Regions from separate parts of the Homo sapiens genome. Here region 1 is linked to region 2. Evidence: chromatin loops called from intact Hi-C (ENCODE). Cell type or tissue: heart right ventricle. All regions are shown on one strand. Links, peaks and the distances in the headings refer to the core of each region. The heading gives the core; the rest is flanking DNA. Region 1 has its middle 9.7 kb from the start of GSX1. Region 2 has its middle 82 kb from the start of MTIF3.

What was found. Peaks named below come from ENCODE experiments on the same cell type or tissue, not always from the same donor. Only the 100,000 strongest peaks of a DNase experiment are listed, where the experiment ranks them.
Region 1: a loop joins it to region 2, with 9 times the contacts of the local background. A loop is called at or near these places in 14 of 110 quality-filtered maps.

Annotation. Positions count from the first base shown.
Region 1 is chr13:27,774,595-27,791,025 of GRCh38, forward strand. No RefSeq gene overlaps it. Among named protein-coding and RNA genes, the nearest start is that of GSX1, 9.7 kb to the right of the region's middle. In heart right ventricle, for the core only: a CTCF peak has its summit at 8,711; no DNase peak of the experiment used is centred there; H3K27me3 peaks cover 5,660 bases.
Region 2 is chr13:27,524,105-27,540,535 of GRCh38, forward strand. No RefSeq gene overlaps it. Among named protein-coding and RNA genes, the nearest start is that of MTIF3, 82 kb to the left of the region's middle. RefSeq lists enhancers at 1,352-1,521, 8,903-9,403, 9,404-9,904, 11,467-11,636. In heart right ventricle, for the core only: CTCF peaks have their summits at 9,166 (motif pointing right) and 9,375; a DNase peak (open chromatin) is centred at 9,177; H3K4me3 peaks cover 645 bases.

The DNA.
Region 1 (16,431 bases), core at 4,632-12,631, 250 kb after region 2:
CCCACCTCTTCCCAGTGAGTCTCAAGCACCTGCACCTGGCAGTCCCTTGGAGGAAACAGCTGCCTCTTCATGGCCCTTGCTTCTGAAGGACACCCCATCCCCACCCCATGCCAGATAACTAGGCCTCGGATGATCTGGACTTAGATGGTCTGGCCTAGAGTGGAGGAACTTTTTGGTCCCCAAGGCTAGCTTCATGCTTGCAACTTCAAGTTTTCTCTTTTAAGGGGCTCAGTGGAAACCATAGCTGCACCAGTGGATGTGGAAGTGAAAGCATTCAGGGCTGTATTTCCAGCTGCCCAAGATGAGTTCCCCACCGCCTTGGAGGTGCCTCCACAAAAGGGAAGCAGCTTTATTTTCATTCAAAAGCCTTACCAAATCCCTTCACCACTTCCATTGTGGATCTAGAACCACTCCCCCTACATTCCTAGTGTCTCATGGGGGAAGCCCTTTGTAGGATATTTGGAGCAAGAGAGACCTGTGTTCAAATCCCAGTTTTGCCATTTCCTAGCACTGTGGCTGTGTGCAAGAGAACTCACTGAGCCTCTGTGCTCTCATCCATAAAGTGGGGACAATGCTGCCTCCCTCTGGGTCATAGTCTGTTCTGTGCTGCTATGACAGAGTACCACAGACTGGATAATTAATAATGAAGGGGAATTTATTGGCTTATGGTTCTAGAGACTGGGAAGTCTCAAGATTGTGGGGCTGGCATCTGGCGAGTGCCTTCCTGATGCATCATAACATGATGGAAGGCATCCCATAAGGGAGAGAGAGACTAGCGGAGGCCAAACTCACCCTTTTATAACAAACCCACTCCTGCAAGAATGACATTAATTCATTAATGAGGATGGTGTCCCCATGACCCAAACACTTCCCTTTAGAGACCTCGCCTCACCTCCCAATATCACCACACTGGGGATCAAGTTTCCAGCACCTGAGCTTTAGTGGACACAGTTAAGCTGCAGCACTCTGCAAGGGGCAATTTTCACATTTAAACATGGATTTAAATGTGAGTAACATGCCAAGCCTGCCATGGTAGTCAGGCCCTTCCCCACTCTGTGATGGCCCAGTTCTGGGGTGACTTGGGCCTCCTTCCAGCATCAGAGGGCCCTCTAACATCAATAACAAGGGTGGGCAAGTGAGCGTTTAAACCCTGATGGGCTCTTTCAGTCTGAGGTGATTTCTGTGGTCCTGAGTACACGTGGGGATGAATCAGGCCACCCCTCACCGTTTTACATTTTTCACAACTGTGGTTTTTCCAGCTCCATTGTACAGGATCCGCCTTCCCCGTCAGAGCCCTGAGGGGACAGCATCAGCATCTTCTTCCAGTGACTTTTCCCCCAGTACCCTAAGCAGGAAACATCCGAGCCCAGAGCAAGCTCAGCCTGACTCTGAAAGTCCCTCTGACTGCCTGGCTCAGCCCGTGCAGCCAGCTCTGACCCATGACCTGTGCTCACCAAAAGGGTGTGTCAGCGGCAGCTTCCAGTTCTGCCCATCATAGAAACAGTGCCGGGTTTTCCAGCGAGCTGTGAAGTGACTGTTGAGAATACTTAGCCCCTGGCAGGCGCAGCAGGCCTGCCTCATTCATCGCAGCTCAGACCTTCAAACTGGAGCTCCATCCATCACTGCCTCCTGCCATGCCAGAGTCGAAAACCTGAGCTCCAGGCTCGGCGTTTCCCGGAGTCACATGGACTGCAATCAGCAGGTCCCTTTGTCCGGCGGCCTTTGCAGGAAATGTGGCTTATTCTAACATTTCATTCCCAAATAGAAGTCTAGACTAGGGGGAAAAACTCCATATCTCTATTGATTGTGCCTAATGGAGGGAGGTTAATTTGTGGTCTTTGCCCTTAGCTGTTACTAAAGAAAATGGAGATGGTTCTTTTTCATATTTTGTGATGGATGGCAAAATAAAATGTTGACTTTTTTTTCTTAGGAAATATGACTGCTGAGTCTTAGAATGGCTGGGTGGAATGTGCGAGGCTAATTAGTGCTCACTTACGTATTTAGTTCACAATCAGAAACACTAGGCTACAAACCTCTATAGGAAAAGGAAAAAAAAAATGATCTCAAGGTGAAAAAGAAGACTCTGCTCTGAAAAGCCCTTGAGAATTAGATTATAGATGAAAAAAGGCAAATTGTCCCTCAGGAAAGGTTCTTTAAAAATTCAACTCACCACTGTGAGCAAGATTTTATCCTAAAGAGTGTTTCATTCTTTAGCTGGTAAGTTGATTAAAGTAAACACTGGTTAACTAAAATGAATGAAAGAGCTATGTGGACTCCTGGTTTTTGATGAGTTGGTCACTGTGATTGAGTTGCAATGAAAACATCATGCTATGACTTGTGTTGATGATGTTTTGGGAGAATAAAGGAGGAGGGACAGAATTGAGCATGGGGGACATTTTGTGGGGAGAAGAGGACTTTGGTGGAAGCAGAAGCAGGTGCAGCGTTCCCCAGATATCTTGGAGGGCACTGAACTTCCCACATTTCCTGGGATGGGGTGAACAGGCAAACCATTTCAATCAAGTATTAAAAGAAAGGGTGAGCCTGTAGGTTGCAGGGTTTCAGCATCCTACAATTCCCATCATTCTTGATCACAGTTTCCATTCCAGAAGTGGCCCCCTCATTCTCTGTTGTGCGGTCATTGCTGTCAGTACACATGGCAGACACCACTGTTGGCTGGTTTGACCCCCAGCCTCAATTCCCTTTACCTGACCCCCTTCCAGCAAGGGTGGCATGTGACAGAAATCTAGAGGATGAAGCACCAAATTTAAGTCTGCCCTTTGAGAACTGGTTTCGAACAGATAATTTTTAAACTGTTTCAGACCAAGAGAAAAATACTTGTATTCAGTCACTAATGCTATTTACAAAATCTTAGGCAGAATGATTTTGTACTCATCTATCTCACTTTATGCTTTAAAGAGAATAAGTACCCTTCCCCCCAAACCTCCGGAAACTCCAGCACATTTCAATCTATGTGTTGATGACTAGGACGAATACATTTCCTTCCACATGGATGGAGTTAAATCTCTATCCCTTATTTTTAACCCAGCACTATTTCTGAATCATTTTCTATGGTGAGAGAATACCTGGACATTTAAATCTATCAAAAAGGAGTAAATGAGCATTTCAGATACATCTATCAAGAAGAAATGCCCCTTCTCCCCCATCATTGTGGGGCTTTGTCAGTCGCCTGTCAGATGAATGTCCGCATAAGTGTTTATTAATCACTCTTGCGCTCGCTGATGGGCCTGAACACTTTGCTCCTCTACGTCTCTGACACGCACCAAGTATGCAATGGGTTTCTTCTGTCTGTCTCTTGAGCACAGTTGCTTACTTTGTTAAAGTTAATTTCCACTCATTTCTGGCTTTGATGGGAAGATTCCTTTATCAATTCAATTCATGTGTGTTGTCTGCAATCAAGGCAATATTGTCTGCTAATGTGAGGTATATTCCATGCTCTCTCTCCATTTTATGCTAACGCCTTTCCTCTGCTGGTCCTGCTGGAGAACCGGGAGAAGAGGCTGTCTCCCTGGCTCCATGAGTGACTGAACCAGCAGCCATTTCCCCTTCTGAGTTTCCTGGCTAGAGAAATGGTGAGCTGCTCTTTTTTCTGGGAGTCATCTAGGTTGGAAAACAAGTCAGTGGGAAAAAGAAGGTGGTGGGGCTGTGTCATGGATTTGGTATTCCCAGTGCTATCTGTAGGAGCAAGCCTTATTCTGAAATTCAACCGCCTTTACACCAGGTCCTTATAAGGGCTCTCCGCCCACTCTTCCTATGCTATCTCTCTGTTCCCACAAAATTCCTGTTCTATCCCCAACACAGACTTGGGCGCATCTTCTCACATCGTCCTTTCTAGCTTCTTTCTCTTCCCCGCCTTACCCATGCATTGCATCCCGGAGCCCAAGCTCTGCCCTTCCTGAAGGACCATCAAGCCTCCCTCCTCAGAAGCATTCCTCTCTGTCCTGAGGCTGCGAGAGCTCCTCTCTGATGCTCCTGTAAATAAAACATTCACCAAGATGTGTCATTCTCTGTGCTACACTGCCACGGCAGCATCCAGGAGCAGACAGAGCCAGGCAGTGGAGCCAGGCAGACCCAAAAGTGTGAATGTGGCTCAGAAACAGAACTACATGGTTCTGGGCAGTCACTAAATCTCCGTGGATGCTTCTTCATGAGTGAAATGAGTGAAATAATGTCTATCTTGTAGAGCTATTGTCAGCATTCACAATAATGTATGTAACCCAATTACCACAGTTCTCAGGTAATGTGGGAGCCCAATAAATGGTAGCCATTGTTGTAAATCTCAGCTAGATAGCAAGCCCCTAAAGGGAGTATGGTGGGGATGGTGCTTTTCTGTACTACAGAGGATGGAAAGTTAAACCTACAAGTCTCAGACTCCCTTGCAACTAAAGTTCAGATTATACATAAGGTTCCAACAGTTAGATGTACTTGTACAATATCTGAAAGACAGAAGTGAGGGAAGATACGTCAAGAACTGCGAATGGTCTGAGGTTTTACTCTATATGCAAACTAACAATTACTTGGCCACAGCATAATAGATACTGGTAGAAGACACAAGATTCCTGGGTTAGAGACAAAGGACTTTATTACTGACAGCAATGGCAACATCAGCATTTTCTTTCGCTGGTCCCTCAAGGCCCAGATGCCACAGGGCAATGTGAAGATGGCCAGCTGAGACCTGCACACAGTGGGTTACATTAAAAAAGAGGAACCCAGAGCTTAGAAAAAACAAATATTTTTAAATGAACAGTGGGTGTACCTGCCTTTTGTTCTGAAGGGATACACTGTGGCTGTCTCTATAGCCAAGGCTCTTTGGTACACAGGCATCTTTGAAAACATAGTTCAGAACAAAAGCAGCCAGGGCCTTTGCAAGCTGTGCAGAAACACAAAAGACCCATGGAAAACTGTCTCCCAACAAGGTCATCTTCCTGTGGCCAGCTGTTGCTTCTAGCAAGGATGGTCATGGTGATTTTAGGTTTTCTACAGCCACATTTCAGAGGTCAATTACCAGCTTCATCATGTCACAGGAAATTATAGAAACTTAAATTCCTAATTCCACAGCACAGCTATGACTTTGATTTTGAGCTCAACTGTTCCAACTCTCCACTTTCTTGATTGTGGTAGGCTAGTTAGGTGTTACCAAACTTCCTGAAGGCCCAGCCTAGAGTCAGCTGACCCACCCAGAGTTTCTGCTTCCCTACTGACAAATTTAGATAGAGGCTAAACACCATCTTCCTCCAAAGCTCCAATATCTTCCATTATAAATTTCTGATGTTGGTGAAGATGACAATAATGATGGTGATGATAATGAGGAGGAGGAGGAGATAGCAAAAGGGAAAGAGAGTAAAGATGGCAGAATAAATCAGGAAAAAGAGAAGTAGGAATGAGAAGAAAATCATCATTTTTTTCATTCTTTTCCCACCAAATTACCACATGTTCTCCAAAGAAATAGCTCTTGGGGTCTCTATTTACCATATTTATTAAAGGGAGAAGCAGATGTCCTCACTTCTAGAACCCCAGAATTCTCAACCAGAGCTTTTTTTTTTGTTTGATTCACATTTTCCTCTCATTTCTCTGAGACACAGTGGAGTTTCTTAGCTGCTCTTACATGGGCTGGTCACATCCTTTGCTGGACCAGAGAGAAGCCTGATCCCAGTGGAAAGTTACACAGTACCAAAGCTATTCTCATACCTTCCACAGCATCTAACCAGGATGGAAAGGAAGGAAAAGGTCTATGTCTTTAGCCTAAGCTATGGTCCCTGGGCCCTTTCTGGAATGGGGGCTCTGGCTAACAGGACTACTCCCAGTGAACTTTTGTTTAGTGCATCTGGGACCCTCCATGCAGTTCTGCCCCATAATAATGAGCCAAAATGTACATCCCCAGTCCTATATAGTAACTTCTTGAATTGCATCTCTCAGAAATGCCTTCTGAATTCCCCTCCCGTCTGTCTTGCACTGTACTGTTTGGGAGTTCAACTAAGGCCCTGGCATGGGACCTTGCCTTTCCTATGCAATGCCAGTGGCTGGGCCCTGGGGCTTGCATAAAATCACCCATATGATATGTGCATACAATAATAGCTAACATTTAATGAACACTTACTATGTGACAGACACAGTCCTAAATGCTCTTATAATTCATTTCGGTCTCCCAACAATTCTATGAAGCAGGCACCATTATGCTTCATATTTTATAGACACAGCAACAGAAGCTCAGAGAAGTTAAACAACTTGCCCAATTCAGAGCCCGGATTTCTTCAGAGACCCTCTCTTTAACAATTATGCTATCCTGCTCAAAGCAGAAATTCAATAAAAATTTATTGGATGAGTTAGAAGAAGAGTGGCAGAAATATCTGATTTCACCCATTACTCATTCTTCCCGTCATCTTAGTAGCAACAACCACTATCATCTAAGATTCTAGCTGAGCCTGTGCCTACCTGGCTGGGCTCTTCTCTCTGTCTCAGTTGCCACATCTGTAAAATAAAAATAATAACAATACCTCTTTCAAATATTTCTTAAGTATATGAATTCCTGGTTGAAAAGATTACTAACCAAAAACTGTCCCAAACTGTAATATATAACAAGAAATACATATTTTAAATTCCTAAATTGTAATTCATTTTGTTGACTGTGAAAATAAAATAAATTAGGATACATGCTTGACATATAAGTATTACGTTCAAGTCAGTTGATTGAATTCAGCTGAATGCTATTCTATAAATCTCTCTCAACAGAGAATTGAGAAACTCCAAAGAAAGCACCCCATTCAGACTCTGTCACAAAATAGAAAGACATCATATTTTAACAATAAAATGAGGCCAAGTGTGGTGGTTCATGCCTTAATCCTAGCACTCTGGGAGGCAAAGGTGGGAGGATTGCTTGAGCCCAGGATTTTGAGACTAGCCTAGGCAAAGTGGTGAGACTCCATCTCTGTAAGAAATTTATTTTATTAACAAAGAATTTTTAAAAATAAAAAATAATTTTTAAAAGGACAATAAAATGAACTACTGGCTAGAAATATAAAATCTGTATTTTATTGGTGAGATATTATAGTTTGGGACAGTTTTTGCTAAGTAATCTACTTGACTTGATTTTTAAATATTTTCAAATTTTCCTCCCACAAACCAATTGCCACCAAAAGAAATATTCACAGGAGAGTATCAGTTCCCACCATTGTCTTCCCGAAGTGTTTGTGTTAAACAAATCGACAGGCCAACCCCTTCCTCTGAAGCCAGCTTGACAAAGCTACTTCCCATGGGACTCAGCCTCTGAGAGCCCTAAGTGTGGTACAAATCTTTGCACCCATCACAGAAACAAGAAATTAGGAAAAAGATGCTGAAAAGTTGGAATGGGTAATCTTAGAGCCTGCCCCATTAATGAGGCCTTAGGTTGCAGTAGCGGGGGAGGAGGATAAGACAGTGTCTGCCCCTACAGGGCCACTTACTTTACAAATAGAGTCACTGCCAGAGTGCATCTGTGGGAAGGGAATTCCTAGCACAGTCAGGAGACTTGTTCAAGAGGTCCCCAAGGACAATAAATTGGAGAGATCTCAGAGGCTGTTCCCGATGCTTTGATCCTTAATGAGTAATGAAAGCTTAAGAAAGTGTTTGTGTCTGCTGTACAAACTAGGCAAGGTAGAAATGCTATCTTCTTGCTGTCCCAGGATTGAGCCAGCTAAGCTTAGCCCTCAGGCTGCAGCCGATGTGAACTGTCCCATGATGTTAGTCCTCACTTAATAGCTGGAGAAGTAAAGAAAAGTGGCTGTTCATAGGAATTCAGTTTATTCATTAACTCTACATTGTGAGCTAGAAGCGGGACTTCTCCCTGAGGCGTGGAGCCTCCTCAGAGCGGATCTGCTGACAAACAATCATCAGTGGATCTCACCTGTTCTATTTTCTTTCCTTCTTACAAGGCCTGCTGTACTAGAGATATTAGTTTAGTACTCCAAAATGACACAGAGATCTGTGCAGTTACAATTACTCAAGTAACGGTGACAGACTCAATGTTCTTTGTTGGAATTACCAGGGTTTTTGAGAATGAGGAACACTAGTCAAGTGGTGAAGATATTATCCTTTGGAATTGCACATAACTGCAAGACAACATGGCCCCAGAATCCATTGGTAATGCATCAGCCTGTCTGTGCCAACTAGGAGTAGAAATACTCAGCTCCCTGCCAGGGTTGTAGGCATGGCCAAGAAAATCCTGGAGCAGCTGCTGTAAGAATCAAGGCATTTTGTCAGCAGCCTTCTCTGCAAACCCCTCCCTTCCTTTCTTCTGAAAATGTAGTGAGGGTACAGCCAGCACTGGTCACTGTGGCTCTGAGAAATTGCAAATCCAAGTACTTTGCTGAATAAAATGGGAGCTTGGCTGTGTTCCTTAAAGGTGGGGGTGGAGGTGAAGGCGATGGTCAGATAAATCCCCAGGACCTTTTAAACCAGTCCTCTCTACTCTGCTCTGTATGATGTACCACAGAATTTCTGCCTTCAACAAGTCCTCAGCTCCTTCCCTTCCAGTGGCTTATCTTTGCTTTCTTTGGTGATTTGGAGCCAAGGCTTTCCGAAAGGTCAAGACTAGAGGAGGGGATGTGGCCTGGGCCTGCTCTGATAAAAATGGGCAAAGAGGAGTGTGTGTGGAGGGAACGGAGCAGCCACAGGACAGCACCACTCTCTGTGGGTTTATTGCTTTATGCTGCCACCTGGCTGAGCCCTGAGCTTCAGGCTCCTGCTGGCAGAGAAAGAAAAGGCAGAGAAGACAGGGAACATTTACACTGAGAGGTCTCAACATCAGGCTTCCTGATGGGAATCCCGCCTGAGGCCACAGACCATCACATCCAGCCTCCTGACTCAAGTGTCACTGTCACTCACTTCTAAGGGGGAAACAGGAACTGTTTCGAAAGGTGGACTTAAAGGCGAGGGGTTCATTCATCAACGGATAACTACTTTAGGTGAGACTGGTTCTGTCAGTCTCTAATCCACCATGTTTTCTTCTTTTTTAAATCTGCAAATTTGTTGCATGGAGATTCTTAGTAAGATATTTCATACTCATCTTCCAGGTCCCTGAGTAGAACTCCTTCATCCCTGCAGAAATTATCTTTGCTTCCAGTACTTTCAAGGTGGAAGAGAAAAGGAAATGGCTGGGGGTGAATAACTTAGGCTGAAACTTCTATGTCCAGAGAAGGCCTCACCAATGTTTCTGCATCCTGTCACCCAGGAAAGAAAACATACAGCTAAAATTTACTGAGGCCACACTCGGTCTTGGGCAGCATCTCAGCATTCTACGAATGCATACGGAGTAAACAGTGGTCCCTGGAGCAAGATGTAGAAGGAGGCAGTATGTCTATCTCAGGCTCAGCTCACGGACTCAGGGGAAACCTCCCTGGAAGGAGATAATGTGGTTTTTGTCAGGGTGGTGCCAGCCGACAGACTGGCCTGTGGATACTTGTAAGGCATCTCATGAAGGACACCCAGGAAACCATATGGGAATGGGAGGAATTTTGCAAGTAAGGCCAGAGGTCCAGCAAGCTCCATATAGAAACTCTAGGTTGTTATTAACTGCTTCTACCTAAACCCAATGAATGAGAAACCTGGTACTTACATTCAGGTTACACATATATTATCTCTAATCTTTTCAAGATAGGTGAAGTATCATTCCAATTTTACTGTAAGAAAACTAAAGAGCTGAGCACTTATGAAATCTTACGATGCTCATCAAGATGCAACTATGATCATTGAATAAGTGCAAGAGACGAGATTCCTCTATTGCCATCAGCACTAACATTAAACATTTATTAAATATATACATTGTGCCAAGTGCTATGATAAAGGTTGGTGACACCTCTGTAAATAGCCTTAATCCCTTCCCTTAAGGGCTTGCAATCCAGTTGGAAGGCAACAAGAGGGTATCCCAGCAACTATGCCATAATTACATTGATTCCTTCATTTGGCTTGATGCTTATCATCTGATTGGATCGGGGGTTGGGGACCATATTAGTTATGCTTAGATGCAGATGTAATAGAAAACTTAAATAATAATAAAAAAGATGTTTACCTTTTGCTCACATAAAATAGGTAGGCAGCTCCTTGATCTCTCAGGGACTCTGCTTCTTCTCATCTTTCTCCTCCATTATTCCCAGTACAAAGCTTCTATCTTTAAGTCATCTCCTGGACCAAGATGGTTGCTAAAAAAATTCACCATCCATGCAACAAGAGGAAAGGAAGAGGAAAAGAACGGAAACAGTGCCTGACAGCTGCTGAGGCTTTCCCCAAAGTATCTCCTCGCCACTAAGCTTTCTGCTTCCAACTCATTAGCCATCATTTGTTACAAGGAGGGCTCAGATATTTGGTACACGCTATTGCCCTAAATAAAACTGGGGTTCTGTTACTAATGAAGAAGGGGAGAACAGATACTGGGTAGACTACTAGCAACCTCTTCCACTGGTGATAAAGAAAATTAAATAGGAAAACAGAAAATGACCTATTCTCTAAAAATTAGAGATCCAGGAATCCAAAGAGTCTCTCCAAATTATTTGAGCCACCATGTGAGCAATGACCTGTGGTTAGCAATGATGAACCACATAAATTCCTCCCCCCTAAAAATCATAAAAGAGATCCAGGATTGGGAGGTTTCGACAATCTTTCTTTCAGCCACCTCTAGAATACTGCTCATCTTTTTGGAAATTTTTTTGCACATTTCTGTTGTAGCCTTCGAGGTGAACAGCAAAACCGCATTTTAAAAAATTGAACGATTTAAGTTACCAGCTGCCTATAAACACAGCCACAGTTCCCTTAGGTGATATGGTCTCCTAGGACCATATTATGTCAGTTAAAAAATGTCAGTCCTTCCCAGGCAGGGAAGGACTTTACTCTTTGAAACTCTACTCTTTTAATGCCTCTAGGTGAGGATCCAGTTTTATGGTCCCAGCTTAAAAATGGCTCCTCTTTCTACTTATGTGAGGTATCTAGAGTAGACAAATTTATAGAGAAAGGAAATAGAATTGTGGCTACCAGGGGCTGGGAGGAGAGGAGGAAATGAGGAGTTGTTGTTTAATGAATGCAAAGTTTTGGTTTGCACGATTAAGTTCTGGAGATCTATTGCACAACAATGTAAATGTAATTAGCACTATTGAGCTATATACTTAAAAATAAAGATGGTAAATTTTATGTGTTTCTTTCAATTTAAAACTTCTGTCAAATTATTTTTTTAAACTAGAAGAAAATATTTTTAAATGATTCATCTTTTCCAGTACCTTCCCGCGCTCCTTGCAACTGACTTAGAAGTCTAGAGGCAGAAGCTGGGTGTGGTGGCTCACACCTGTAATCCCAGCACTTTGGGAAGCCAAGGTGAGTGGATTACCTGAAGTCAGGAGTTCTAGACCAGCCTGGCCAACAAGGAGAAACCCCATCTCTATTAAAAAATAATAATAATAAATAAAAAAATAAGCCAGGTGTTGTGGTGGATGCCTGTAATCCCAGCAACTCAGGAGGCTGAGGCAGGAGAATCACTTGAACCTGGGAGGTGGAGGTTGCAGTGAGCCAAGATCGCATCAATGCACTGCACTCCAGACTGGGTGACAGAGCAAGACTCTGTCTCAAAAAAAAAAAAAAAAAGAAAGAAAAGAAAAGAAAAAGAAAAAAGAGAAGAAAAGAAAAAGTCCAGAGGCAGAAGAGGACAAATAAAAGGCATATGATCTGAGGCAAACTCTACTCCCCCTCCTCCTTTGGCTTAATCCCTTAGAGATGGGTCCTTTAATAATAATCCTACCTAACAATGCTGCCTTCTACGGGAGTAGCCTGTGAATAACCATCTTCCTGGGGCCATGTTGGTTTCTGTTCTACTTCCAGTGCTGAGCTTTTGGCCCCAATCAAATGTCGTCATCACGTGGACCCTTGGACACACTTTTAGAAGAAAGGACCCCAACTTGTGTTCAGAAAACCTGGTCTATTCCACTTAGGCCCTTACCAGCTGTATGATCTTGGATAAGTCACTCTTTCTCCCCGAGCCTCAGTTTCTTCATCTCTAGATGGGGCAATAAGCTGAAATGCCCAGTCAGTGTAAGTTGTGTCATAGTAACCTGAGTGTAGAGTTGCCAGATAAAACAGAAGATATTTGAATTTCAGATAAACAACAAATAATTGTTTAGTATAAGTGTATTCTATACATTTACCCAATATTTGGGACCTAATAATACTAAAAAGAATTTTTCCATTGTGTATCTGAAATCAAGATTGAACTGTGTATCCTGTATTTTATTTGCTAAATTTGCCAGCTCTGCCTGGGTAGATTGCCTTGGTATAGCTCCTTATTTTCTATTTTCTCCTATCTTGTTCACTTCTCTTTTTCCTCTGGCTATCTTGTCTTTCAGAGAGTCCTCCCTTCACCTGCCTTCTTAAATAAGGGAGTTTCCTAGGGAATGCATCTATGACCCTCTGGGTTTTTTGTTTTTGTTTTCTCTATGCTTCCTCCTTGCTCCCATTTTTCCAAGACTAAAGCTAACTTTTTTTTTTTTTTTTTTTTTTTGAGATGGAGTCTCCCTCTGTCACCCAGGCTGGAGTGCAGTGGCAAGATCTCGGCTCACTGTAACCTCCGCCTCCCGGGTTCAAGTGATTCTCCTGCTTCAGCCTCCCAAGTAGCTGGGATTACAGGCACCCTCCACTATCCCCGGCTAATTTTTTTGTATTTTTAGTAGAGACAGGATTTCACCATGTTGGCCAGGCTGGTCTCGAACTCCTGGACTCATGATCCACCCACCTCAGCTTCCCAAAGTGCTGGGATTACAGGCGTGAGACACCACGCCCGGCCTAAACCTACCATTTTTGCATATCTCGATTCTAGATGCCTGTCTCCATCTCTAATCTCTCTGCTCAGCTCTAGACTCACATTTACATGTACTGATGGGACATCCACAGAATGCTCCAAAGGTTAAGGATTAAAATGCAACACATCCAAAATACGACTTAATGTTGCACCCCCAACAAGCAAAAGTGTGTCTCACTCTTGACTTCCCTATCTCTGCCTTTGATATCTCTACCCATCCATTCCCCTAAACAAACAACCAGGTTATCACGTGTGTGTTTGATCCCTCTCTGTTTCATGCCCTGCTCTTTGACACACACACACACACACACACACACACACACACACACACCCCTAATTGATCCTACTCATTCATCTTTAAGCTCTCTCAAATATTTCCTTTTTCTGGTCCTGCTGCCTTGCATCTGTTCAGATAGTCGTCATCCATCACTTGAACTCATATAATCTTCTCATTGTATGTTTCTCTACTTTTGTTTCTTCAATAATATTCATATGCAAGCTGACTCTGCTGGACCCTGCTCTGGCTTCACTGTGTCCCCACCCATAGAACTTCCTGCTGCCTCCAGTTACATTTCTTAAGTTCAAATCTGACTCCTGGGCTGGGCGCGGTGGCTCATGCCTGTAATTCCAGCACTTTGGGAGGCCAATGTGAGTGGATCACTTGAGGTCAGGAGTTCAAGATCAGCCAGGCCAACATGGTGAAACCCCGTCTCTACTAAAAATACAAAAATCAGCTGGGTGGTAGTGGTGTGTACCTGTAAGCCCAGCTACTTGGGAGGCTGAGGCAGGAGAATCACTTGAGCCTGGGTGGCAGAGGTTGCAGTGAGCCAAGATCATGCCACTGCACTCCAGTCTGGGTGACAGAGTGAGACCCTTTCTCAAAAAACAAAACAAAACAAAACAAAACAAATAAGTTAAAAAAAATATATCTAGCTCTGTCACTCTCCTTGCTGAAAAATCTCAGAACAGGCTCAAATCCAAACCAGTTAGCATGGCCCTTCATGACTTGGCCTGGCCTCCCCTTCTGATCCACACCCATGTCTGGCCACCACTCCTCACCCCTCCCTTTGCCACTCCCATGCCTGGCTCTCAGCTCCTCATAGCATTTCCCTGCCCCTCTGCTCAATTGAACAACTTGCTCTCTCCCGAGGGAGTTGTCTGAGTCCCTCCTGGTCTGGTCAGGGGAGCAGTCTCTTCCTTTACAATGAGAATTCCCACTCCATTGCCTTCAGCCAGAAAGAGCAAAAATGGTCACTGATCATCCCAGAGCATATACCACATCTGGTCCCTTTCCAACCAACCCCTCTTACACACCATGAAAAGATCTGGATGACAAGCCCTAGCCTTGAGCTATCAGTGGGTTCATCCAGCTCCTGCAGCGTTCATCCAACTCCTGCAGAGCAGGACACTGGAACTGCCTTCAATGGGACCATCTTGTTTCTGAAGGAGCTTGAGGACCACCAGTGGAGGGCTGGGGATACACAGATTAGCTTACCCATCTGCCATTCACTCAACAAACACATTAAACTCCTCTGATAACCCAGGCCTAGGAAGTGGGCTGGGGGAGATTCAGACAGCCCTGCCCTCCAGGGCTTCCTGGGTGGGTGGCCCCATGCCATGCTCCTGAGTTTTAGGTGTCTCCAGCAGGCACACCAGAAGGTCCTCCCAGTCGACCTCCTTGCTCAACTGTCTTTTATCCACTCATTCATTCTCCAAATATATACGAGCCACCTGCTATGTGCCAGGAGCTTTTCTAAGTTGGGATGCAGCAATGGATAAGATGGACAAAAACCTTGCTCTTCATAGAGCATAAATTTCGGGAGTAGGAGATAATAAAACAAATGATCAAAAAACACAGGAAGTTAGAAGGTGCTTATGTAGCAAGGAACCAAACACGGAGTGTGGCGGAAGTGAGGGGCTATTTTAAATAAGGTCGTTGGCCTCCCTGAGAAGGAAAGTGACATTTGAAGAAAAACATGAAAGAAGGGAACAAGGCACCACCACTGCCACCCTCCCCACCCTCCAATTTGAGCAGTTTTTGCGGCAAGTATCTTAGAGCTGCAATTCCGGGAGAAAAATCGTGTGTTCTTTCTACCCACAGGAAAGGAGACAGAATGAAAGAAGGAAAGCCCGGGACAACAGAAATTCTTTCAATGTTGAACTGTCCCTGATGGACACTTGAAAACCGGCTCCGGCAGCAGAGCCGACCCGCCAGGCCCAGGGGCTCCCGGGCCCCTCCTGGGGCTGTCAGGCTAATCCGGCAGCCGCCTCCCACCCCGCCCCGCTCTGGGGGACTTTTGCTCGGGTGACTAAAGTTCAAACTCGGCTAAAGCAAGCCCTGGGAGGCGCTTTAAACAGGAAAGTGGCGCGGCCGCCCGAGAGAGCCCGGGTAGCGGCCCCCGGAAACCAGGCGGCGGGCAGAGGCCGCGGGGTGGGGAGGCCGGGTTGGCTGGGTGGGGAGGCCGGGTTGGCGGGGCGGCCCGGACCTCCCGGCTGCCCGCGCTAGCACCTGCCCAAGGCTCGGGTCTCTCAGAGGCACGGAGCTTTCTCTGCGGAAATGGCCAGGCTCCTGGGCGCGCTGGCGGCCCTGGACCGCCAAGCAGGGAGCCCCCTCTCCGGCCGCGGCCCGCCGGGCTGAGAGACCACAGATTAAGTGCGCCTTGGTTCTCTCAGGGATGCTATTTTGCTCCGGCCCGGGTCTCTCCCGCGCCGAGTTGCACAACAAACCATTTAAACATTTCAGCACAAAACCCGATCCATTGTGGGGCCGCACATTAAAAAGTGTTATTCGCTTTGAAGTTTTTGTCTAATGGCTCTAAACTGAAAGAAAATGTTTTCCTATTACTTAATTCAATCATAGCGAAGAGACTTGGTAAAAAGCCCACGGATTTTGCCCCAAAGTGTGACAGAGTTCTCTTTGTGTTTGCTTATCCTTCGCTGTCACACACTTTAATTCGCCTCTCTTTATCTGGCATTCAAAACTTTCTTCAATGACATTCAATAAGGTCCAGAGGCTGGAGAGAGGAAAAAAAAAAAAACCTGGTTATTCCCCCCACCCCCACCCCCACCCCCATATTCTTTCCCAGTAGCTTTGGCCTTGCTCGCATTCAGGGGCTCTTAACCCCTTCCTCCCCGGGCACGCGGGGCGGCTGCCAGTGGAGCTCCACGCTGGCCACTCGCGGGCTCCCAGCTCCGGGTGCAGTGCCCGCCCCTTGCACCCCTGGGCCCCGCCCGCCCTTGCGCCCCTCCAGCCTGCCTCTGCCCAGCGGAAAGCCCCTCTCCCCGCCCGGGTCTCGCTCTTCGCTTCCTCTCAGCGACCCAGCCCAGCTCAAATTTCCCAGAGAGCAATTAGAACGGGAATTAGGCTGCATTGATGCGTTCCGGCTGGTTTGCAGGCACCACCCTAGAGTGGGGGAGCCTTGGCGCTGAGACTCTGTCTCAGAGGGCAGCCTTGCCCCCCACTCCATGCCAAGCAACCAAGAAAACATTGAACCCTTACTCCTGCTAGATGCCATGCCCTCCATGCAGGTTACTTCTCCCATTGTCCTATTCCCTTTTACAGAAGCAGTTATTATCTCGCAAAACAAATTATCTTTGCTTTTTAA
Region 2 (16,431 bases), core at 4,872-12,871:
CCTTCCTTGAGGCCCTGGGGGAGGTCAGGCAGCCCCATCCTGGCACCCACAGACCACCTCTGCTGAATGGGCCTCCCTGTCAACATCCCTAGACCTTCTACCTGCTTCCTTGAGAGCATAACCTTCTTCCCCAAGTGTGTTATTTTTATTTTTGTAATCTCCTTAAATGTTATACAAAATTAGTTTACACACAAAGAAAAACAAAAAAAAAATTTTAAATGATGCAATTTCAAGAAGTGTGGGATGGCTAGAAACCCGAGGAGATGTCTCCAGGAAGACAATGGGGTCTCCAAATGGGCCACCTGTACCCTTGACAGAACCAGGGACACAGAGGGGGAGCCTGGCCTTGGGAGGAAGGTGACGGATGCTTTGGGTCAGTCAGAAGAGTTGGCGATCCGTGGGAGCTCAGCACAGAACTGCTGCTCTGGTTACAGGCCAGGCGAGTGGGAAGCAACAGAACAACACCCAGCTTCTTTCCTGAGTGCCACTGACAGAGGAGGGTACCCTCCACCAGGGAGAATGCCTCATGCCAGGCAGCAGGAAGGCAGGGCTGCGACTGCTAGGAGAGCCCATCAACCTTCATGCCAACAAGGCCCCAAGGCTTCCAGCTAGATCATCCCAAACCCGACTTCTTAGATGTATTTTGAGTTTTGAAACCTGAACGTTAGAAAAGGGATTGAAAATGGAATAGGATGTTTTATGACATTAAAAATGTAAACATTCATTAAAGCATAATGCACATAAATAAAAGTGCACAGATCATAAATGTGCATCACAAAGTGAATACAGCCATGCAGCCGCCACCTGGGCCAAGAAACAGAATCTCTGCAGACCCCCAGAAGCCTGATCTCTCATCCCCCCTTCCAATCTTTAAAGTTTTAGAACATGTCTGTTGTAAACAATAATAATAAAAAAAGTAAAACAGTTCCTACACACGGGCCACCTGTCCATTCATGCACCCAGGTACCACCAAGACGCACATTCTCTCAGCAGTCCCTCAAGTCTTTGAGACCATTTCATCCCAGATGCAGCGCCGTGCTTAAGAGGCATTACATCCGAGCATTAGAGAGTGCCAGAGCTGCGCGGTACTCGGAGAGCCTCCTGTTCAACTCCCTCATGTTTCAAATGCAGAAACTATTATGGAGATTAGTATTGATTTGATGATGATGAGGCTTCTCGTGCATCTGTTTCAAGACTGGCCCCCACCACCGCCGCTGAAAGTAAGCAAAGTCTATGAGAGAAAACTCCGAGTTTTAATACACTTTGTTATTCACCACTTCTCTTTTCTTAATTCCTTGTTAGCTGTGGAGCTGGGGTCTGTTATGGTGTCTTTTAGTCATTCCAGGCAGAGCAAGTCACAGCAAAGGTTGTGGCCTGATAACTGTCTGTGTTGTTGGGTTAAGAATCCCATGTGGGTCATGGATTATCTGCTGGAAACTTCAGAATCTCCTTTCAGTGAGATCCTTGTAAATCCATCCTGCTCTGTGGCTGACAGGGGTTAGTGAGGCATTTTTTCTTGTCTCTGGTACTCCATGCAAATGCTCACTGCTCTCTTGATTTTGTAACAGGAGCTCCAAGCTCCTGTCTGGCTCAAGTTTCCAGGGATGATCCCTGAAGCAGGAGCCCATTCTCTAACTGCAGGTGGGCATCCTCACCCTGCACAGATGGGGGTGTCATGTGGAGATCGTGGGTATCCCCTCCTGGGCGCACTCCATCTCTTGAAGCCTCATGCCAAAACCCCTCCACTCCTGGGTACCATCTGTTTGCCTTCTATTTTTATTCCTTTGGTTTTTGTCTTCCTAATTGTCCCAACCTGACTAGCTCAAGGATGCTAGAACTACATTCTCACCATTGCCAGAAGAATAGACAAACAGAAGCCTGAGTTTTACCTAAAGGTAGAATGACAGTCTCTACTTGTATATTTGTCTCTTTTTCTAGGATGGGTTAGACAGAGCCCCATTTGCTTCTGTGCCCCTGGCTCCTGATGGGCATGGGTCCTGACACTCATTCATTGGGAGCTCTAAAGCTGTCGGCTTGGAGTTTGCCAGGTGCCATCATCTGACTCCTTGACAGGCTGCTGCAGGCTGCCTGGGTGCAGAGCAGTGCCCCTGGCCTTCCGCAGGATGCAGCTGTATCATTGCTGCAGGATTCTCTTCCACACAACATATGGGCAGAGAACAAGCACAGAGAACAATGAAAATAACTCCTTACATCTATTTGCACACTTCTTTCTAGTTTACAAAGTATGTTCACATTCGTTATCTCCTTTGAGTTTATGTTTCCTCTGTCACTTTGTCAGGTTGGAAAGGCTATCATTATCCCTTGGTACAGAGGAAGACACTGAGGTTCAGAGGTGAGATGCTTTGCCCAAAGCCCACAGCTAATAGGAGTGAACCCAGAATTGGATCAAGCTTTCTCTTGATTCCAATTCCGATGCTCTTCTTCCTTTCCCAGTGGGAAACCCACATTCCCTTAGGTCAGATCAGCCTCTCCCTTGGTGTTTAAGCCCAAATACTCTCATTTCCTCCTTCTCCAAGACAGGAAATCCTAGTGGGAGGTGTCTGGGTCATGGGGGTGAACCCCTCATGAATGGCTTTCTGTCATTCTGAAAGAAGTGAGTGAGTTTTGATCTCGTGAGACTGGGTTAGTTATCACAGGAATGGATTCGTTCTCACAAGAGTGTGTTGTTATAAAACCAGGAGGCCCCTTGGTTTTTCCTCTTTGCATTTATCATTTCTCCTTTGACCTTCTGCCATGTTGTGACACAGCATGAAAGCCCTCACCAGACACTGAGCAGATGCTGGTGCCCTGCTTCTTGAACTTTTCAGCCTGCAGAACCGTGAGCTAAATAAACCTCTTCTTTTTATAAATTACCCAGTCTCAGGTACTCTGTCATGGCAACAGAAAATGGACAAAGACAGTAGGAAACAGGGCTATTCAGGGTCAAATTTGCCTCCAAACACTCTCTTCTCAGATCTACCTCATGCTAGGTCCATCTGGATGCCTTTCTCAGGGTTCCCTTCTGAGCAGCAGCAATACTTACAAGGCTACCTCTTAGGGCAGAATAGGGGATGGAGGCACCCAGATCATCTCGAAGTAGGTAATGAGGAATTGTGGCTGAGCTCCGTGAGCACACACCAATGCTGGGAGGATGCCACATGTGCCAACCTGGGAAAAAGCTGATGATGCTCAGGCTCAAAGAGGTTAAGTGACGTGTCCAAACTCACACAGGTAGCTTGTGGCATGGCCAGGATTCAAACCCGAGAGTGGCTGGATCTGAAATTCCACTCTACAGGCTATAGGCAGGAGTGCCAGGAGGTGAGGTGCCCAGCCCCAAAGGAACCAGGAATCAGGGCTCCAGGCCTGAGAAGAAGTGTCTTCTCTGAAGAAAGGGCATGCATTTGGTCTCCTCTCCTTTTGTTTGTGGTCATCTTAAATGAGATTTCCTTCCCCCTTGGCCTCACCACCCACTTTCTTACACACTGGCCTCCTGTGTGGGAAGGTGGAGCTAGCATTAGATCTAGAGGCTGGAGCCTGGATCCTGGTTCTGGTTCAGCCCAGCTGGTTCAGCCCAGCTCCGGGGAAGTCATTTAACTTATCTGAAGTCTGGTTTCCTCACCTGAAAACCAGGGGGTTGAGCAGGTGATCCCCTGCTGAGATGTTCTCACCTGCAGCATTCCAGGACTCTGACATTTCCGTGATCCACAACCCTCTCCTCTTCTCATACCCTCCACCTGCCTGCCTCTGCCACCCTTGTGGGGGTACAGATGACCTGGCACAAGGCACTGTCACTATCAGCCAAGGCCGGCTAAGGAAGACAATGCCAGCCAGCTAGTGCCGAGACATCCCATTCTGAGGAATGCTGGCACAGTGAGGTGCTCTGTAGAATGCAGCTATTTTCTTCTTCCTAAAATGATCCCCAGTAGCTGTGCCTTGGGCTGCCAGAAGTGCTCTGCAGGAGATAACTTGGTCCTATATGCTCTTCACTCTTGTTTTGCATGACTTTAAGCAGTAAGTGCCCCCCGACACTCCTTTTCTTCAATGTTCCCCACTAGAAACTCCCTGATATAGTTTGCATATTTGTCCCCTCCAAATCTCATGTTGAAATGTAATTCCCAATGTTGGAGGTGGGGCCTTGTGGGAGGTGTTTGGATCATGGGGGTGGCTCATGAGGAGGCCCTCATGAATGGCTTGGGCCATCCCCTTGGTGATAAGTAAGTCCTTGTTCGAGTTCACAAGAGATTTGACCATTTGGAAGTGTGTGGCAACTCCCGCCACTCTCCCACTCTGGTGCTTGCTCCTGCTTTTGCCCTGGGAAGTGCTTGCTCTTCCTTTGCCTTCTGCCATGATTGGAAGCTTCCTGAGGCCTCCCCAGAAGCCAGGCAGATGCCAGCACCATGCTTCCTGTAAAGCCTGCAGAACTGTGAGCCAATTAAACCTCTTTTCTTTATAAATTACCCAGTCTTAGGTATTTCTTTAGAGCAATGCGAGAACGGCCTAATACACCCCTCCACCCACCCAAAGGAGCCCTGCAGATGTGATGGAAAGGCATGGCCCTGACACCTTCTCCTTAGTCCTAAGTCACCAGCCAGAATCTCAGTGTTGGAGGTCACTTCCTCCAACCTCGCTCCCATGCAAGAAGAGTCTCTCCGGATGCCCACCTGGCTTCTCCATGGAGCCTTCTGGAGACACTGGCCTCGTGCCAGAGTGCCTGGAATTGTTGCGACCTGTCTTGGCATTGTGACCCCGTCTGCCTTCCCACAATTCTCAACACGAGCACCCACTCAGCCTTCTGCAGTGATGCAGGAAGTGTCAGCTCTCTTCTGCAGGATGGCCTAGAAGCTTATGAAGACAGCCGATGTGTGCCTTGGGCCACTGCATGGTCAACGTCTACAGTTTCCTGTTACAGCTCAGATGATGAGGTTTCCACAGCTACCTTCGGGACATGATCCAGATTCCCACGTCCACCTCTAGGAGTGCCCAGAAGACCTGGATGTGTTATACTGAGAACAGAGGACAGCGGGGGCCACCCTCCCTGCATGTAGACGCTGTGCTCCACTGGGTGAATGGAGCTGACTACTGCACCAGCAGCCAAGTTACACACCAGTTCATGCTGAATTTGTGGCTGTCTAGAATTTCCAACTTTTCTCCATTTTGTTCATATGCAATTAATCATTTGAGCCTAAATGAGACACTTTACCTTTTAAAAGTTCACCCTTTCCGTTTCAGCATCATCTAAATTTTTAGTTTTTCTGCCTAGCTTTGTGACATTTTGAAGTAACAAGTCATATAGGACAACCCCCAGGACAGAGCTCTAATCCAAATTTTACATTACACACACTCTTAGTTGACTCTGAAGCGCTGGAAATTAGGTATTATTTCTCAACCACATCTTAATAGCTCTGAATGTAATAACATCTATTCCACATCTCAGAAGGTTTTTAGAAAATCTTTTTCGCCCCAGGTTTTCTAAAGGGGAGGAGCTGCTTGGCTGGCAGGCCACACATCGGGCAAGTTACTTTTCCTTCATTTCTACATCTATAAAATGAAAATGAGAATACTTACTTTGCAGGGTTGTTTTTTGTGAGCATTAGATAAAACAATTCGTTTCCATTTCCACGAGTAAGTTCCTTTTACACCTCCCTGGGGACTGTGGCCTGCATGCGAGCATACCCTGAACATTTCTTTCAGTTTACATTTGAGACACAACATACGTATTATAAAAATTCATGTTCATTCTGCAAAAATGATAAAATACGCTGAAATCAACCAAAATCACCCTAGTAATTAGATGTGACCACTGTAAACACTTTGAAACATCCTTCCATTCCTTTTTAATGGATAATTGCACATACACTCACACACACAATCTTTAAAAATCATTTGTATAATCTGAACAGTTTGTATCCTGTTTTTGCCCTTAACATATTCATAAGCATATTTGCATGTCAATAAGTACATTTATAAAATATTTAATGTTTTCATTGTGGTAAAATATGCATAACATATTTCATGCATAACATAACACCATTTTAACCATTCTAAAGCACACAGCTCAATGGCATTAGGTGCATTCTCATTGTTGTGAAACCATCACCATCATCTCCAGAACTTTTGCATCTTCCCAAACTGAAACTCTGTGCCCATTAAACACTAACTCCCCACTCCCCACCCCTTTCTCCAGCCCCTGGCTGCCACCATTCTACTGTCTATGAATTTGACTACTCTGGGTGCCTCATACGAGTGGAATCATAAAGTATTGTCCTTTGTAACTGACTTATTTCACTTAGTATAATGTCCTCGCAGTTCATCGATGTCACAGCATGTGTCAGAATTGCATTCCTTCTTAATACTGAATCACATTCATTGTATGTATAGACCACATTTGGTTTACCCATTCATCCATCAATGGACACTTGGGTTGTTTTCACCTTTTAGCTGTTGTGAATAATGCTGCTGTAAACACGGGTGTGCAAATATCTGTTTAAGTCCCTGCTTTCAGTGTTTATCAATATAGACCCAGAAGTGAAACTGCTGGATAATTGGACAATTCTATCTTCAATTTTTTGAGGAACAACAATACCATTTTCCATGCTGGCTGTACAATTTTACATTTCCTCCAGCAATGCACAAGGGATCTGATTTCTCCACACTTGTTATTTTCTGTTGTTGCTGGGGTTTTTTGTTTTGTTTTGTTTTGTTTTGTTTTGATGGAGTTTTGCTCTTGTTGCCCAGGCTGGAGTGCAGTGGCACAATCTGTACTCACTGCAACCTCCGCCTCCCAGGTTCAAGGGTCCTCATGCCTCAGCCTCCCAAGTAGCTGGGATTATAGGAGCGCGCCCTCATGCCTGCCTAATTTTTGTGTTTTTGGTAGAGACAGCGTTTCACCATGTTGGCCAGGCTATTCTCGACCTCCTGACTCAAGTGATTCACTTGCCTCGGCCTCCCAAAGTTCTGGGATTACGGGTGTGAGCCACTGCACCTGGCCTGTTGTTTTCTTTTTAATGGTAGCCATCCTCATGGTGTGAAGTGGTATCTCATGGTTTTTATTTACATTTCCCTAATGATTAGTGGTGTTAAGCATCTTATCATGTGCTTATTGGCCATCTGTATATCCTCTTTAAGGAAATGTCTATTCACCTCCTTTGCCCATTTTTTTCATTGGGTTTTTGTTTGCTGTTGTTATTGTTGCATTATAGAGCTTCTTTGTATATGCTGGATATTAATCTCTTATCAGATATATGATTTGCATATATTTTCTCCCATTCTGTGAGTGTCCTTTGATATACAATTTGTTAATTTTAGTGAAATCCAATTTATCTTTTCATCATTGTTGCCTGTTCTTTCGATGTCATATCCAATAAATCTTTGCCAGAAAACTTTTTGCCTGGTTTCCTATAAGAGTTTTATAGTTTAGTTGTTACATTTAGATTTTTGAGTTAACTTTTTAAAAACTATGGTGTTAGGTAAGGGTCCAGCTTCATTCTTTTGCATGTGGACATCCAGTTTTCCCAGCATTTGTTGAAAAGACTGTCTTTGCCCCACTGAATGGTCTTGGCCCCTTTGTTGAAAATCATCTCACCATATATGCAAGGGTTTATTTCTGGCCCCCTATTCTCTTCCATTGGTCTATATGTCTATCTTCATGTCAGTACCACAGCTTTGATGACTAGCTATGTAGCAAGTTTGAAATCAGGAAGAATGAGACCCTCAGCTTTGTTCTGGGCCCCTTTAAATTCCATATGAATTTTAGGATGGATATTTCTATTTCTGCAGAAAACATGGTTGGGATTGTGATATTGTACTGAGTCTGTCTTGGGTAGTATTAATCTTAACAATACGAAGTCTTTCAATCTATGAACAGAAAATGTCTTTCCGTTTATTTATGTCTTTTTTAAGTTCCTTCAGCAATATCCTGTAGTTTTCAGTGTACATGTCTTTCATCTCTTTGTTCAAGTTTATTCCTAAATATTTTATTCTTTATAATGCTATTGTAAATGAAATTATTTTAACTTCCTTTTGGGATTGTTCATTGTTAGTGTTTAGAAATGCAACTAGTTTTTGTGTGCTGATTTTGTATCCTGTAACTTTGCTGAATTCAACATAATTTTAATTGCTTTTTAGGTTTTATTCTTATAAATTGAAATGGGGACCCCAGCCAGAGAACACTCTGGACCACACAATCTTTTGTCCTCAACCTCCATATCCCAGTCTCCCCATAGTCCAAAGATTCCCTTACCCTGCACTGCCAGAGGGTTAAAGGGTCAGTTCTAGGCAGCTCCTTTGTCAGGATTGCTGGCCTCCAAAGCCCCACCTCGCTAATTCTGTTTCTTCATTGTCAAATAAGGAGGTCCATCTCTGTCCTCTCAGGTCTTCTGCAGCACTGGATACCATGTGTTAGCTCACGTACCTGAGTTCAGTTTTCATGAGAGTTCATGATGACTGAGGTATGGTTAATCATTTGTTAAATAGTTAGATTTTTATTCCAGAGAAACACCTACTCTACAGAGCGCATATGAAACAGGTTTGCATTGCATGAATTATTTTCCCATTTGAAACCCAGAATCTCACTCAAATGGCTTTCCAACCCATATTGTACTGAAGTATCCTGTTCGTTCCATTAACTATTCACAGAGTCAACTGGGGAACCGTTGTTATTAATTTCAATGGAAGGCTAAAATGCAGTTCATTTTCTGTAATTGCAGGCCCACGGTCTAAAGAGCCAGCAAAAGCTTTTAATCTGAGGCTTTTTTAGAGGAGTATGATCATTATTACATTGAACATCTTTTGAAGGTGCGTAATTATCAAAACCTCAATAACATTGACATTCAAAGAGCCCTATACCATAGAAGCGAAACTCACATGCAGGGAGCAGGACAAATTGCGGTCTGAGTTACCCAGGGATAGAGAAATGGCCACGGGGAAGGTCGACAATGTTTGCACATCTTGCTTTGCTATTTTATTCCAACTGTGAGGCTCTTCATGCCACATGGGAAGGGGACAGACGCACTCCCTTCATATATGTAAGTTGTTTGTGGCCTCAGATATCCAACCCTTCCTGCTGCAGCTTCCCTGACCTCCTGCACCGGGAGCCACCGGCTGCAAACAGGCTGCAAACACCGGGGAGCTGCAAGCGAGGGCGGCCAGTCCATCGAGCCAGCAGAGGGCGCTGAAACGCGGCCCAGTGAACTAGGGACGTCCAGGGCCAGCGCTGACCACTGGTGGTGCCCGAGCTCCCAGGGCTCTGATGCCCGGCTGCTCCAGTCCGCAGAGAAAACTAACCGGACACTCCACTGCTACTTTCTTCCCGATGCTCATGAGTCTCACCTTTGGTGAGGGCTGTCACCCTTTAGCCACAGTTCTGTGAGAGAACCACCTCCTTTTCCCCCATAGGAGGAAGGACAGCGGCAGAGGAGGCCAGGGGAGTGGCTCACGCAGTGACAAGTGACTGCAAGGCCACCCCCACCACACTTCCCACAGGTGGCACCACATGTGCACTTCTGCTCAAAACTGAAGCGGGGTGACAGCACACTGCTTGGCATGGGGACAGAGACAAAGGAGGCAGGCACCGGGGACAGGGTGTCAGCATGTATGTGCATATATATATATGTGTATGTGTGTGTGTATATATATACACACACACACACATATATACACACCCTGTATATATATATATATACACACACCCTGTATATATATATATATATATACACACCCTGTATATATATATACACACACACACATATATATACACACACACATACATATACATACACACACAGACATACATACATATACACATACATACATACATATGTATGTGTATATATATTTTTAGTTAAAATCCAGATCGATGATGCTGGCACCATCACGTACTCCAAATGTCAAAGCCACACGTTATGAGGTTGGTGAGATAGGCCACCCACCCTCACATACTCATTCATCTTCAGCATGTTGCCACTTACTATATTTTGTGTGCACCCGGATAAGTGGATTTAAGGATTTCATTATTCAGTGTTAACTAAATTAATTTGGAAAAAATGTATATGTAGCTTTAAAAATATGGTTGCAAAGAATCTGTAGGTTGGCAACATTAGTAACGGGAGCACAAGTGAACTCAAAGGAAACAGCAGAGCTCTCGCATCTCTTACTCCTAGGAAGGCCCCTTTATCAGCCAGTCCGCAGGAGAAGCAATGATGAGCTCAGCAGATCTGACAGTCTTAGGCCAACCAGAATTTTTTTTAGAAAAGCAAACAAATCTGTCATTTCAAGCAAAAGATGCTGCCACAATAAGTGAGAATGTAATTGTTCCTTTTTTGCCCCCTGGGAGTGGTGGTGAAATAAAAGAAAGAAAATGGGAAATCCTATCTATAAGACCAAGTAAAAATAATCATGCATCGGGCATAGCTCTTACCATGAAGTGGCAGCAGACACATCAGAACCGTGGCAGATCACAGACTCTTTCCAAGTGGCAGGGATTGTCCAGGGAGCGGCTGAGTCAGCAGCAGGGCCTGTCCCACCTGGGCACTATTTCCTTCTTTCCTTTACTGCCACCTCATGTCAGATGGTGACAAGAGGATCATGACAAACAAGAGTCAAAGGTCAGATCAGAAGTCAGAGTCAAAGGCAGGGTCAGAGTGCAGATTTCTGACTCCCTGACCAGTGCTCACAAAGGAATCAAGCCCGCATCTAGTGTGGGCCCTGGCGTGGCCTTGGTGTTAAACACAGGAGAGAGCATAGCATGGTGGGCTCTAAACCCAGAAATCAGACTCCCCCGACAACTTCCAGCTCTGAGACCCAACCTCTCTGTGCCTGTCCTCTCTGACTGTAGAACTGGGAAAGTTAATGAAACTTGCTTTGGAAGCTTGTCGTGAGAAATGAATGGATAAACACATGTGAACGATGCTTGGTGCATACTCAACTTTTAACAAATGTTAGCTGTTGTAATCTTATTTTACCACTGAAGCTGAAGAAACTTTTTTCAGGTTGAGATACTGCATTCCTGGAGTCCTTCAGATCTTTTACCAAATTCCAATATCAAGTTCTCAACTTCCACAGTCTCTGAATCCTGAAGTACACTTGAGAATTTCTGCCAAGATATGCACCTTCAGAGCCAAGAGCAGCAATTAAGAGACCAGTGAAGTTCTCCTGTTTAGACACTACAACGGAAAATTTGAAAGCAAATATCTCAGACAACAAGGATGGCTGAAATACAGTACAAACCAAGAATGCTAATCATTTTCAAAGTCAAAAAGTAAATTGGGACACCGATTTAGCACAGCTTGCAACCTTGCAAAATTCCTGCTCCACAGAACTGTAACTGCTGGCCTCTCCAAAGGTCGGGCAGAATGCACTTTATTTACATTTCATCCAAGCTTGCTACTTTACAATGTGGACTTCCCAAAGGGCAGGGCTGTCTTACTTATTTCTGTGTTTGTTGAATGAATGTTGAACATGGCAGTCTACAGCCATACCACCCTGAACGTGCTCAATCTTGTCTGAACGTTGAACGTGGCAGAGTGCTCCTCATGGGGAAAGAAAATGCGAGAAGAGGTGGGACGCAATTATTTCCTTGTTTTCAGGATGGGCAGTGTGATCAGGATACTAATGTGAAATGTAATGATGCCGAGTCCTTTTGCAGTGGGCAGGGAAGGGTCACTAGGGGTGCCGGTGACTGGTGTGTATTTTTCCACTTGCCAGTTATGTGCAAATGAGTAAGTCATGAAATCTCAGTGTTTTTCATTTATCCAATGGGAGCAATCTATTTGAAACATACCTCACAAGTCTATTATGAGGATCAAATGAAATGTTTGTAAAGAACGCACAAAAGTGCAGAAGTGAAATGGTGTAGTGAGTGCACGGGTGTTAGACACACGCATGGTGTTGTTAGTCATCTGCCACCCGCACTTCTTGAACATGTAAAGATAAAAGAATCAAATCTGCCTAGAAATTATGCCAACATAGGTAAAGGAAAATAAATGACATATTTCTTATACAGGCTCACTCTATCCATTTCAAACCGCAGGGGCCTGGCTAACAACAGCTTTTTTTTCTCATTTCCAAACTTTTGCACTCATTTGTTTCTGCTGTTCTATTTCCATTATGAAAACCTTCAAACATTCCCTTACTCCCGTTTTCTATTCTTTGTTTCCTGGATGGTTTGAAAGCAGACCTCAGACATCATGTCGTTTCATCCACAGGTACTTGCACATTTTGCCAAACTTTTTGTAAGAGCAGCCGAGAACAACTCTGTGGCCTCGGTGTCCAGTCCTTAGCCCTTTGCCATTGGACTTCCCAGCTCTACCCTACCATGGAACCTATTCTCTGAAAAGTCACCAAGGATGTAAACCCAGAGACTATTTCTCAATCCTCACCCTCCCAATTTCTCTGCAGCTTCAGACACTGCTGAGTCAAAGCCAGCAGGCATTGCATGAACACCACGTGCAGGTGCTGTCAGGTGTGTGGGTGGCTGAACACCCAGGCCCTGGAGGAGCTCTCAGGTGCTGAGGGGCACAGACAGGACAAGTGGCAGCCAGCATGTGCCTCTAGGGAAGTGCAAGAACAGCGAGTGGCAGGGGGGCTGCAGGTGCCAGGCAGCCTTGATGCCGCTGGCATTGGGCTGGGCTTAGAAGGATAAGCAGGGCTTGATGGCTGGGGTCAGGTTAGAGAATCAGCAGGACAAGGCATTCCTGGAAAAGCGGCACAGTGTGAGCAGGAGCTGGCTCTTCGGAAAGCTCAGGGTGATGCCTGGGGAATGTGCATCACTTGTGTGATTAAGGCGCGGGAGAGAACTTGCTGACTGTGTCATATTTACGAAAACACACACCATGTTGAGAGTAAACAAAAGTTTGAGTTCAGAGGAACCTCTAAGAGTAGATTTTTTCCCCCTGCAGTCTAAAGGGAGCTGTTTTTGTTTGTTTGTTTGTTTGTTTTCTTGAGATGCAGTCTTGCTCTGTTGCCCAGGCTGGAGTGCAGTGGCGGTATCTTGGCTCACTGCAAGCTCCGCCTCCCGGGTTCATGCCATTCTCCTGCCTCAGCTTCCCTAGTAGCTGGGACTACAGTTGTCCGCCACCATGCCCGGCTAATTTTTTGTATTTTTAGTAGAGACAGGGTTTCACCGTGTTAGCCAGGATGGTCTCGATCTCCTGACATGATTCGCCCGCCTCGGCCTCCTAAAGTGCTGGGATTACAGGCATGAGCCACCATGCCCAGCCAGAGGGGAGCTGTTTTAATAATTCATTTGTAGTGTAATTCTTGGTCATTTCCAGGGATGAGTAATTCTAGCCAAAATCTGTCTATAATATCTACAACTACCACCTATTTAGCACAATGTGTCAGCCACGTTACATGCATGATTTCTAGAACTTACAGCAATCAAGCAAGGTAGGTATTAACCTCAGGCTGCCTGGCTCTACCCACTGTGCCACAGCACTGGCCTCCCTCTCGATCTGGATCATGTGTGCACCAACATACTTAGTGTTTCTCTGTTACAGGACAGAGGAAAAAAGGAGTGGAAGTCAGCCAGCAGGCTGTGCCCCCAGAGCCCATCACAATGGCACGGCCTTCCTAGAATGATCACTATTGAGACAAAAATATCCCATAGTCATGAAGCCTTTCACACATGCACACACGTCAAAACCTAACATGCCACCGAGAACCTGGATTCAGCCTCTGTTATGTCTCCTCAGGCCTTCCCCGCACACCTCTCTCACTTGGTTCATTTCCATCCTGTGTTCTCCATTTACCTGGCTTTGTTTCCCCATTGCATTTATCAGTTTAAGGGTGAATTCAACAAGAACTCCCTTCTTTAGATTGCCTGAAAGCTGACCAAGAACGGTTAAGTTAGAGACATCTATTCCCCAGACTCTAAAAGATGAGAAGCAACAACGACTTGTCCAATGTCAAGGTTGTAAGGGTGGCGGCAGCTATTACAAATAAGGTTTTTTTGAGACGGGACGAGGTGATTCCAACTGTAATCTTAGCACTTTGGGAGGCTGAAGTGGGGGGATCACTTGTGCCCAGGAGTTCAAGACCAGCCAAGGCAACAGAGGGAGACCCCCATCTCTGCAAAAAATAAAAAAATTGCCAGGCATGGTGGTATGCATCTGTAGTCCCAGCTACTTGGGAGGCTGAGGCGGGAGAATCATTGAGGCCAAGAGGTGGAGGCTGCAATGAGCAGTGACTGAGCCACAGCACTCCAGCCTGGTGGGCAACAGAGTGAGACCCTGAAGTCATGTTATTTCTTGATTATGTCCCTGTGTATCTCTGTGTAAGCACAGAGATAGCAACTACTCCGTCCTAAAAACGGATGAATTCTGAGCCTCTAGAGCAGTGCCTGGCACATAGTAGATGCTAAGAGAACATTGGCCAAGTACAATGAAAAGATGAATCAGTAAGTGTTTTGTGTCTTGGGCCTGCCTAATATTCATTTAAATATGAAAAGTAACAAATGAAGAGACATCCCACCTGCCTGGCCTCCTTGTTTCTACACTCTAGCTAGGAAGAGGGACAGGGACAAATTATTACTAAAAAGGAATCACTTACAATTAGACATGCCCAACGGAGGCGATGCCTGGAATGCAGCAGGGAGGTCCCTGTCACGGGAAGCCTTCAAGCAGGAGCTAGATGACCATATCACAGCGGGGACCTGTATACCAGAAAAATGGACAAGAGCTTCCCTTTCTAAGGTTCCATGACTTGGGATCAGCAGGGGGAAAAAGTAGCTCTAGACTGGGGACCTGGATGACACAAGGACATCATATCCTTTGGAATGACTTACATATGACAGGTGACAAGGACTGCCTTTCCTCAAACATTTACTAAGTATCCACAGAGGGAGTTTTGTTGCTGTGAGCACCCCCCATCCTCCACAGGTGCCCATCTATCTCAGCACAGGCCAGGACTCCAGGAGCAGGAGTTTAGCCCACAGCCGCCAAGAGACCAGGCAAGGATCCCAGACTCCAACTCTTTAGGACTGAGCCACGCAGGAAGGAACAGGCACAGAGGGGTGAATCTACAAAGGGCTCTGGGGTATTGCTTCCCTGGTGGGAGAGGCTAGCAGTCAGGAGAATGGGACTAAACACATCCCATGAACTAAGACATTCTCAGGTCATTTCTAGAGGAGGTGAGTGAAAGGAGACCTTTCAATTAAACCTAGGTAAAGTAAAGAAAAACTTCATTTTTTTGAGACAGGGTCTCACTTTGTTGCCCAGGCGGGAGTGCTGTGGCTCAGTCACTGCTCATTGCAGCCTCCACCTCTTGGGATCAATGATCCTCCCGCCTCAGCCTCCCGAGTAGCTGGGACTACAGGTGCACACCATCACGCCTGGCAAATTTTTTATTTTTTGCAGAGATGGGGTCTCCCTCTGTTGCCTCGGCTGGTCTTGGACTCTTGAGCACAAGTGATCCCCCCACTTCAGCCTCCCAAAGTGCTAAGATTACAGTTGGAGTCACCTCGTCCCATCTCAAAAAAAACCTTATTTTTAATAGCTGCCGCCACCCTTACAACCTTGACATTGGACAAGTCGTTGTTGCTTCTCATCTTTTAGAGTCTGGGGAATAGATGTCTCTAACTTAACCGTTCTTGGTCAGCTTTCAGGCAATCTAAAGAAGGGAGTTCTTGTTGAATTCACCCTTAAACTGAAAACTTTTGAAGAAATAAAGCAAATGCTGATCCAAGTTTTTGAAATAGCCCATCTTGAAAGTGTTATTTGCAGGTGAGTGAGTGAATAGAGCTCAAATGGAAATCTCTAAGTGCTTCTCACTCAGCCATGGAGCGAAGCCACCTTCTCCTGATGGGAGGCATGCTCTCTGCCACCTGCGGGGATGGTGTGAGTCCTCCAAGTGCTAGTCTTTTTTTTTTTTTTTTTTGAGGCGGAGTCTCACTGTCACCCAGGCTGGAGTGCAGTGGTGCGATCTCGGCTCACTGCAAGCTCTGCCTCCCAAGTTCATGCCATTCTCCTACCTCAGCCTCCCGAGTAGCTGGGACTACAGGCGCCCGCCACCATGCCCGGCTAATTTTTTGTATTTTTCTTTTTCAGTAGAGACGGGGTTTCACTGTGTTAGCCAGGATGGTCTCCATTTCCTGACCTTGTGATCTGCCCACCTCAGCTTCCCGAAGTGCTGGGATTACAGGCATGAGCCACCGCGCCCGGCCTAGTCTTTTATTCTTGTAGGTGATTAAAGTTTTAGCATTTCTCACTTAGGCACTTTATAGCTATTAGGCACTGTGCTTACATGTACAACTTCACTTCTAAAGAGCTTCTGTGTTGCCATAGAAATTAATTAGTAGTATATTTACACCATAAAATGGCAAAAGAGCTTTCTAACAAGGACCTTAGGGAGCTGAAATCTTTCCCTCAGCAAGAAGACAAGACAGACTTAAGAGAAAAACCTCAACTCATGAATTCCTAGCCTGTTACCAGGGCAGCA